2 separate regions of the Homo sapiens genome follow, and region 1 is linked to region 2. Evidence: read pairs that join two places in POLR2A ChIA-PET (ENCODE). Cell type or tissue: PC-9. All regions are shown on one strand.

Region 1 (5,000 bases), 620 kb after region 2:
CTGCTCTTTACCTCATTGGCATTGCACGGATTCAATATCTAGGTTTACACCAGGCTCTCTACTACTGTCCTTCTCTCCTTGGGTCCTCTCTTCCCACAATCCCTGACAGTCTCCCTCTCGTGCCTTGCCCCTGTCCTGTCCAAGGGCCAGACCTGGGAAGTTTCTTCCATAGACTCCAACCTTTGATCCCTCTCAGCCCTGGGAAAGAGGGAACTGGTGGAGAATTTGAGGCCGTTTAATGTATACCTGTCATGCTTGTGAATGTGATCTGAGCCTCTCTGGCAACTTCAGTGTCTATCTCAGGGCCTGTTTCCTCTTCTGTAAATTCATTATTCTTGCAACCCACATTGACTGGGTGACAACAGCAGGGCAGCATGGTGCACCCAGCAGGTTGGGAGTATGGAAAAAACACAGGATGGAAAGAACTCCACTGAGGCCGGGCTCGGTGGCTAATGCCTGTAATCCCAGGACTTTGGGAGGCCGAGGTGGGCAGATCGCCTGAGGTCAGGAGTTGAAGACCAGCCTGGCCAACATGGTGAAACCTCGTCTCTACTAAAAATACAAAAAGTAGCCAGGCATGGTGGTGCGCACCTGTAATCCCAGCTACTCAGGAGGCTGAGGCACGAGAATCACTTGAACCCGGGAGGCAGAGGTTGCAGAGAGCTGAGATCGTGCCACTGCACACTGCAGCCTGGGTGACAGAGTGAGACTCCATCTCAAGAAATAAAACCCCACTGTGAAACTACTGATCTGGGGACAACAGACCAATGCACACAGCAGGCTCTCCAATACTAGGGGTCGGTGCAGGGACACCTCCCAGATTCTAGAGCATTCCACAGTGTCATGATGCTTCCTCCTGTCCTTCCTGAGTACAGCAGACTCTTCCCCTAGACTTCTGTCAGAGGCTAATTCATTTCCTACGGGAAAAGACATCCTAAAATTTGAGTCTGGGGCTTTTGTTCATTCCCTTTTGTTGGAATTCCCTATTTTTACACCAGTCATCCAGTATCTTTATATTCAAAGGGAAAACACAATAAAAATACTTCCAGTTTGCCAGTAGCCAGAATCAGGTTAGCTCATGTATCTAGGTTTGCAAAGCTGCCCAGGACCTTTGTTCAGTGTGGCCCTGTGTGTGGCTGCCTTAGTCTACCCACTGGCCTGTCTGCCCACCCATCCCTGGCTGGCCTGCCCTATCTTCAGCGCCTATAGCCCTCAGCTCCACTTCCTATTAATACAAACCATGTGGGACCCTCACTGTGGCGTCTCCAGGCAAAAGATGAAGCCACAGCCGCCTAGTGGCTGCCAGGGAGGCTGGCAGGAAGGGGCATCTCTACCCGGCGTCTCCTGGGAAACAGCGAGCTCCCCAGAGAAGGGACATTTGGAAATAAAATTTCTGCCGTTGTGTGTCAATGTGTGTGTTGAGGCAGGAGAGGGAGTTAAGAAGCCTCCCCAGCCCCTCTGTTCCTTTCTCCTCAGGAAAAGCCTCTTGGAGCAACTCTCCCACTGCCTCCCAAAACTCCAGCCCCTTGTAGGCTCTCCTGGGACTGGACAAGTGGCTGAAAATGTTCCTTCAGATTCATGATGCAGGTGAAGAAGAGCACTGGACTGAGAGTCAGAGGCCCCAGTTCTGAGCTTCCTGACTTACCCCGTGGCTCTGGCCTGTTATACCTCCCTTTCTGAGTCCTAAGTTCCTCCTCTGTAAAATGAAATTTTTTCATCATTCCTGGTCTCTACATTGGGCCTCCTCCACAAAGTCCAGGAATATAGTTGGGGCATTCTAGGCCATTCTTTCCTATACTTAGGACAGATAACTAATAGAAGCTTATAATTCCTAGAGTGACCTTGACTCTAGGAATTCTACAGCGACCTTGAATGAGCCAGGGCCCTTCACCTGCCCATGCATTCATTCAGGCATTTGTAGGTGCCTTTTGAGAGTGAAGTCTGTGCTAAGAGGGTGAAGTCTGTGCTAAGAGGGTCTAAAGCTGCCCCAAATTTTTTTTTTTTTTTTGTAGAGATGGAGTCTTGCTCTGTTACCCAGGCTGGAGTGCGGTGGCGTGATCTTGGCTCACTGCAACCTCCACCTCCTGGGTTCTAGCAATTCTGCCTCAGCCCTCAGCCTCCCAAATAGCTGAGACTACAGGTGCACGCTGCCACACTCGGCTAATTTTTTGTATTTTATTTTATTTTTATTTATTTATTTTTAGATGGAGTCTCGCTCTGTCGCCAGGCTGGAATGTAGTGGCACAATCTTGGTTCACGGCAACCTCTGCCTCCCGGGTTCAAGCGATTCTCCTGCCTCAGCCTCCCAAGAAGCTGGGACTACAGGCGCCCGCCACCACGCCCAGCTAATTTTTGTATTTTTAGTAGAGATGGGGTTTCACCATGATGGCCAGGATGGTCTTTATCTTGACCTCGTGATCTGCCTGCCTTGGCCTCCCAAAGTGCTGGGATTACAGGCATGAGCCATCGTGCCTGGTCCTATTTATTTATTTATTTATTTTGAGACAGAGCCTTGCTCTATCACCCAGGCTGGAGTGCAGTGGCACAATCTCGGCTCACTGCAGCCTCTGCCTCCCAGGTTCCAGCGATTCTCCTGCCTCAGCCTCCTGGGTAGCTGGGATTACAGGTGCAGACCACCACGCCCAGCTAATTTTTGTATTTTTAGTAGAGACGGGGTTTCACCATGTTGGCCAGGCTGGTCTGGAACTCCTGACCTCAGGTGATCCACCCACCTTGGTCTCCCCAAGAGTTGGGATTACAGGCGTGAGCCATGGCACCCGGCCATTTTTTTGTATTTTAGTAGAGAGGGGGTTTCACCGTGTTGCCAAGCTTGGTCTTGAACTCCTGAGCTCAGCAGTCCACCCAACTTGGCCTCCCAAGTTAGGATTACAGGCATGAGCCACTGCGCCCAGCAGCTGCCCAAATTTTTATGAAAGAGGCATCTCAGCTTCCTCTTGCTGTCCTGTACCAGAGGTCAGCTGCATGCCACATTCCTTCCATGATGACCCCCTTCATGAGGAGCTGGAGGGACTAGGAACCTTCTCTTCCCCTAGTGTCCAAAGCCAACCTAAGGGAGAAGCCATGGTGTCTCCTGGGAAATAGAGGTGGGGGTGATGTCCCTGCCCCCTCCTCTCTCACTCCCACCTATTTCCCTTTGCTCTTTCTTGCTCTTGATAGTCAAGCCCCACTCCTAGCCCAATCCACTGCTCTCCTGTAAAATTATGGGATGTCCAAATTAGAGACAGGAGCCCTTTGGAACCACAGGCAGAGGTCAGAGGCGCCCTAGTAAAAGCAAGTGGCTCTCTCCCAGCTGGAGGCCCCCTCTTGGTCTCACCTCCTAGAGCTTCCCTTCCTCAAGAGACTCCACCTTCTAGGCAGGTTGGGGATTGCTGAGAGGGCCCTCCATGCAGGAGACAACCCCCAAAACTTGGAGGAGACAGAATAGCTCTAGGGAGGAGGAGGGCCATGGTCCCTGCAGAGACCCAGGGGCCCAGGCCTCCTTCCTTCCCATCTTGTGGCTTCTCAGCCCTTGATCTACATTGAAGGAAGGGTCAGGCAGTGGGAAGTCGGAGAGAGGAAGGGGAATGAGGGGGAATGGGGGACGCTCAGAAGCAGGGAGAGGTCCTGGAGATCTGGATTCTGACTTGTCACCTTTACTGGGCATCTACTGTGTGCCAGGCTCTGTCCCAGTTTTACATAGATTATGTCATTTAGCCCTCAGCCCAGCGCTGTGCTGTGGCATTATTATTCTGCTCTGACAGAGAAGGAAACTGAGACTCAGAGGCCTTATATAACTTGCCCAAGGTCACACAGCTTGTCAGGAGTGAAGCCAGAATCCTAGCCCAGGTCTGTCGGCCTCCATTGGGTTCTCCCTGCTGCCAAAAAGTCCTCCTCCTGGAAAAGCAGGTCTGGGGTTGGGGTTTTCAGTTGGAGCTCATCAGGATCCCCAGAGGCAAAGCTATTGTCATCTGCCTTCCTCCTCCTCACCCATCTGCCAGGCAAGTCGCAGGTGAGCCCCCACCACCATGGCCCCTGCCCTAGCCCCAGGTGCCAGCACTGCTTTGCCTGGCTCCCACCCTCTCCCTGGTGCCCCCAAGGTGGCTCTGAGGTCACCCCACACCCCAGTGCCTCCATTCTGCATTTCTACATCTCCGAATGCTTGGGAAAAACAGAAGGAGAGAGGAGGTCAATTGAAGGTTGGAAATGTGGACTCTGACTATAGGTAGAGCATTCGGGGGCCTGGTTATCTTCCTCAGTTCAAATGAACCCTTTCCCCAACTCCCACCCCCTCACCCCCAGAGACAGCCAGAGCTTTGCTTAGTTAATGAAATACAAAAGAAGGAATCAGGGGTGGGGGGTGGCTCCAGAGCCCTGGAAAGCGAGGGAGAGAGAAAAAGTTGGGTCTCTTCCAAAGAGTTAATGTTCCACAGTATGATCGATTAGGTGTCAGATGTAATTTCAAACCAATACAAGATGAATGGCATAATTTTCCCTCTCTCATTTTAGACAGAATTAAGAATCCATTAGCTAACACAAATTTTTGGCAAGTTTAATAGGAGCTCAAATCTACATTCGGAGGAAATGCTCCCCAAAGCCTGTTTCAAGCTTTTACTTCTCAGGCCCCCTGCCTCCAACGTCCTCTTACCAACTCACTGTTGTCTGTCCACCCACCAACCCCTCCTCCCCCGCCGCATGCAGCCCCCACTCCCTTCCTCTGGTCCCCCTACATGCCCCTCCCCAAGCCAGCCCAAGATTAACTGGCCTGACCTCTCTCACAAAGGCCGGGCCTGCCCACCATTGTCTTTCAGTGGCAATGGGTGGGGGAAATGGGTGGAGGGGCTGGCAGTGGGCCCAGGAGAGGGGAGAGGTTGCTGAATTGGCCCTAGGCTGCAGACAAACCCTAGGGAGAGGGGTATATTGGGGCCTTGGGCAGTTTGAGTCTCAGCTACTCCTCAGTTTCACCTCCAGAAAAGTTGTTTTTGTCCTCAACAAAGCATTAC
Region 2 (5,000 bases):
GAAGCTGCTATAATAATATAGACCAGAACTCAATGCAAATGCTGACATGAAAAAATTGGCTGGGCAAGGTGGCTCATACCTGTAATCCCAGCACTTTGGGAGGCCAAGGTGGGCAGATCACCTGAGGTCAGGAGTTCGAGACCAGACTGTTCAACAGGGCAAAACCTCATCTCTACTAAAAGTACAAAACTTAGCCAGGTGTGGTGGTGGGTGCCTGTAATCCCAGCTACTCAGGAGGCTGAGACAGGAGAATAGCTTGAACCCAGGAGGTGGAGGTTGCAGTGAGCCAAGATCATGCTGCTGCACTCCAGCCTGGGTGACAAGAGCGAGACTCTGTCTCAACAAAAAAAAAAAAAAAAGAAAAAGTCAGTGTATCAGAAACAGCAGATACCACTGAGTGTAGAACTGAACCATCAAGAGTTGGACATATGCTTGGATTTGTATATAAAATTGAGTCTTATAAAGAGACTATGCCCAAACATATTAATACACATTTCCAAGTCTATTATCATAAAATGTTTGTCATTTTATATATTAAAATACTTTCCCATGTTTCTATACATTTAAACAATAAAATTTCAAAATTCAGAAATTATTTCACTTTAATACAATATCTACATCACTACTTTAAAACTTCCTCAGGATTTGTATGTGGTGTAAAATATACTTTATACTCTGACAAACCTAATAAACTTGAATGATGTGCTTAGTTATATATGAAAATTGTTTTATAAACAAGTGAAAGATTACTACATTTTGACATTATATAATCTCGAAGTACTTGGTAAAGTATTAGATTATAATAAATCAATTTTTTAGTGCTAATTCATGAAATTCTACTAATATAGAGTAAAATGAGCATAAGATAATAATAAAATATCTTTACTGGAAATCAAGATTGTAAACTAATTTAGAAGTATGATCTTACTTCTGTGAGTATCTTGTGAATGTATTTTAGCCTTTCCTTGGTGGGTAGCAGCAATGTGCATCTTTTAAACAGTAGACCTAAGAAAGTAAAGAGACATAAGAAAAAATGACAACAATACAATTAAGAACATCAATAGAGCACAGAATAATGTTTCCTGAAAGTCAAGTATGGTATATCACAGTGGACTATGAGTTGATATGATTTCTAAGAGAAAGTTTGGGAGGAAGGGTGCAAAACACTTTCCATTTATGGTATTTACCAAGTGACTCTGATGCTCATCTAAGAGGCCTTGGCATAAAATCTTGCAAAAAATTGTTAAATTGCTACTATAGGACACATGGAAAAATACATAGAGTATAAAAGATACAATAAGACAAAGACACACTAGAGAAATTTTATTTTGTCTTTATTCCACAGAAAACAGATTTCAATATCTCTTGAAATTAACCTCATGTCCACAAAGGAATATGTTTTAAGAGTTGTTAATCTAAAACATGGAAAGAATGAGAAAACTGATTTTTCTTTTTTTTTTTTTTTTTTGAGACAAGGTCTTACTCTGTCGCCCAGGCTGAAGTGCAGTGGCATGCCATCATGGCTCACTGCAGTCTCGACCTTGTGGGCTCCAGTGATCCTCGTGTGTGCCACCAAGCCCAGCTAATTTTATTTTATTTTTCTTGATACAGAGTCTCGTTCTGTTGCCAGGATGAAGTGCAGTGGCGTGATCTCCGCTCACTGCAACCTCCACCTCCCAGGTTCAAGTGATTCTCCTGCCTCAGCCTCCCGAGTAGCTGGGACTACAAGTGCACACCACCACGCCCAGCTAATTTATGTATTTTTAGTGACGAGGTTTCACCATGTTGGCCAGGATGGTCTCGATCTCTTGACCTCATGATCCGCCTGCCTCGGCCTCCCAAAGTTCTGGGATTACAGGTGTGAACCACCATGCCCGGCCCAAGCCCAGCCAATTTTTAAAAAACATTTTTTTTGTAGAGACAGGGTCTTGCTTTGTTGCCCAGGCTGGTCTCGAATTCCTGGGCTCAAGTAATCCTTCCACCTTGACCTCCCAAAGCACTGGGAATAAATTGCGTTGGGCCGAGAAAACAGGTTGTGTATCCCTCTCTCCAAATACAAAAATTTAAGTCATAAGTACTTAAAATTTCAGAAGCTAGATTTTTTTTTTCCCCACAGAAAGTATCCAGTTAGGATGAAATATCCATCTCTTCCTTCTAAGATATCCTTTTATGGGACTTGCATGTTAAGAATGTATAAGATTTTGTGTACAGATACTTTAAAAAGAAAAAAAAAAAAACTCCTCAATTTCTCAGTGAGATGTGTAACTTGAGCTACAGTGACAGGAAGTGTATGATTTGTTTCCTCTAACTTTAAACGTTCTATTTTCCTAAAATGGCCATACATTGTTAACATTCCTATGAGGGCAAATGTCCTCAAACTAAAAATAAGATATATGGTAGGAAAATACATACCTGAACCTTATGACTTTTTTCAGCTTTCATCTTCTATTTACTTTTTTACATATTATAATTACTTTATATAATTCTGAAGAATCTACAGGAGTCTAACTTATTTTTAGAAGTTGCTATGTTTGAGTAACACATGAACAGAATTGTTTTAAACAAAAACCCTCTTTATTTTTGTATATAAAAAGACATTTTTCATACTTGACAACTAAGGGAAAAAAAAGACATTTTTCAGTGTTTGGTTTTTAAGCTGAGTTCTTTCCCTTCATACATTGGTATCCAGTTTCACAGCATATAATAACTAAGGAATTCCAGGCATTAATTCTTAGAATTCTACTCCTGGGCACAATTGATCCTCCTGCCTCAGCCTCCTGAGTATCTGGGACTACAGGCATGTGTGACTGCATCCAGCCTTATTTTGGTATGCTGACTGCCTAATATAAAACTCCTATTTTTAAGGATTACAACTTACCATAAAACCCAATACTGGCTGTTTAAAAAAAAAAAACAACCACAGGTGCTCTGCTATACCCTTTAGAGACTAACTTTTTTAAAGTTCTTCCCTAAATAGAGTCAGATGTAATGTTCTTTCCACATTGGCCATCTGCTCTGTTTTATGTGAAGAAACAAATTAAAATTTATAATTGGCCGAGTACGGTGGCTCACTCCTGTAATCCCAGCACTTTGAGAGGCTGAGGAGGGCAGATCACTTGAGGACAGGAGTTCGAGACCAGCCTGGCCAACATAGTGAAACCCTGTCTCTACTAATACAAAAATTAGTTAGACATGGTGGTGCATGCCTGTAATCCCAGTTACTGGAGATGCTGAGGCATGAGAATCGCTTGAACCCAGGAGGCAGAGGTTGCAGTGAGCCGAGGCTGTGCCATTGCACTCCAGTCTGGGCAACAGAGTGAGACTCTGCCTCAAAAAAAAAAAAAAAAAAAAAAAAGAAAATTATTCTTCAAAGCATTGTGTGTGTGTGTGTGTGTGTGTGTGTGTGTGTATGAATATGAGACAGGGTCTCACTCTGTTGCCAAGGCCGGAGTGCATTTTCACAATTGACTCACTTCAGCCTCAACCTCTGCGGCTCAAGTAACCCTCCCACCTCAGCATCCTGAGTAGCTGGGACAACAGGTTTTGTCCTCTAATTTGTTTCCTCTAACTTTAAACATTCTATTTTCCTAAAATGGCAATACACTGTTAACATTCCTATGAGGGCAAATGTCCTCAAACTAAAAATAAGATATATGGTAGGAAAATATATGCCTGAACCTCATGATTTTTTTCAGCTTTCAGCTGGGCCGCCATGCCCAGATAATTTTTTAATTTTTTGTATAAATGGGGATCTCCCTATGTTACCCAGGCTGGTCTTGAACTCCTGGGCTCAAGCGATCCTCCCACCTCAGCTTTCCAAAGTGCTGGGATTACAGGCATGAGCCACTGCGCCCGGCCCAAAGCACAGCATTCTGAAAATCTTATTTTAATGTCTGAAAATAAGGCTGGATGCAGTCACACATGCCTGTAGTTTCAGATACTCAGGAGGCTGAGGCAGGAGGATCGATTGTGCCCAGGAGTACGGGCCAGCCTGGGCAACACTGCAAGATCCCATCTCAAAAAAAAAAATAGTGAAAACAATAATAGATCAGGTAAGAATGACGATATGAGAAAATGGTAAGTATATCAAACATTTACTTAAAGAATTAGTCATAAACCAAGTGTTTGCATCAAAATTAAATAGAAAGTTGAAATCCTTACATGAATAAAACCATTTAAAAAAGCAATTAAGATCAATACATATTTGTACTTTTTACTGAATTATACATATAATTGTCTTAGTGTTTTTGTTAGTTTAAGCAATTGAGACTTGATCAGGGAGAAAAATTTCTTTCAGATCAAAACCAAAGTATAAGCTCCACTGTGTTACCCAGGTACCACTTCCTCTACAACTAACGATGAATTAAAAATAATTCTTTCTCTTTTTTTTTTTTTTTTTTTGAGATGGAGTTTCGCTTTGTCACCTAGGCTGGAGTGCAGTGGCGTGACCTCGGCTCACTGCAACCTCCATCTCCTGGGTTCAAGCAATTCTCCTGCCTCAGCCTCCTAAGTAGCTGAGAATACAGGCATGTGCCACCATGCCCGGCTAATTTTTGTATCTTTAGTAGAGACAGGGTTTCACCATGTTGGCCAGAGTAGTCTTGAACTCCTGACCTCAGGTGATCTGCCTGCCTCGGCCTCTCAAAGTGCTGAGATTACAGGTGTGAACCACCGCAGCCAGCCGAAAAATTATATTTATAATGAGAAGTAGGAAAAAGTAGTTTCCATATTCTGTTACAGGCTTTACTAAGCCTAATCATAAATACTGAAACCAACAACACTGTAATCAGATCAGATACTTTTCTTTCATTTGGTCTTATTAAATAAACAGGTAATCATCAAATACATTTTGATATATTTACATATCCACATATTCCTAATATCTTAAATCTAAGCATCCTTGGGCTACTAAAAGGCAGTATTCACTTAACTTACTGTTATGCCTTTATTTAAATCACACCATCTTGACATTTGGTTTTATTGCCATGCTTTGATGAATT

The links. Peaks named below come from ENCODE experiments on the same cell type or tissue, not always from the same donor. Only the 100,000 strongest peaks of a DNase experiment are listed, where the experiment ranks them.
Region 1: POLR2A ChIA-PET joins it to region 2 with 8 read pairs; 2 of 35 experiments call an interaction of 5 or more read pairs at or near these places.

Annotation. Positions count from the first base shown.
Region 1 is chr17:39,575,099-39,580,098 of GRCh38, forward strand. No RefSeq gene overlaps it. Among named protein-coding and RNA genes, the nearest start is that of NEUROD2, 30 kb to the right of the region's middle. RefSeq lists an enhancer at 1-32. In PC-9, a CTCF peak has its summit at 1,291 (motif pointing left); no DNase peak of the experiment used is centred here; H3K27me3 peaks cover 1,047 bases.
Region 2 is chr17:38,956,249-38,961,248 of GRCh38, forward strand. FBXO47 (F-box protein 47) reads right to left here. Exons shown (of 11, transcript NM_001008777.3): 4 at 929-1,005. Among named protein-coding and RNA genes, the nearest start is that of FBXO47, 8.7 kb to the right of the region's middle. In PC-9, no CTCF peak of the experiment used is centred here; a DNase peak (open chromatin) is centred at 2,243; H3K27ac peaks cover 537 bases.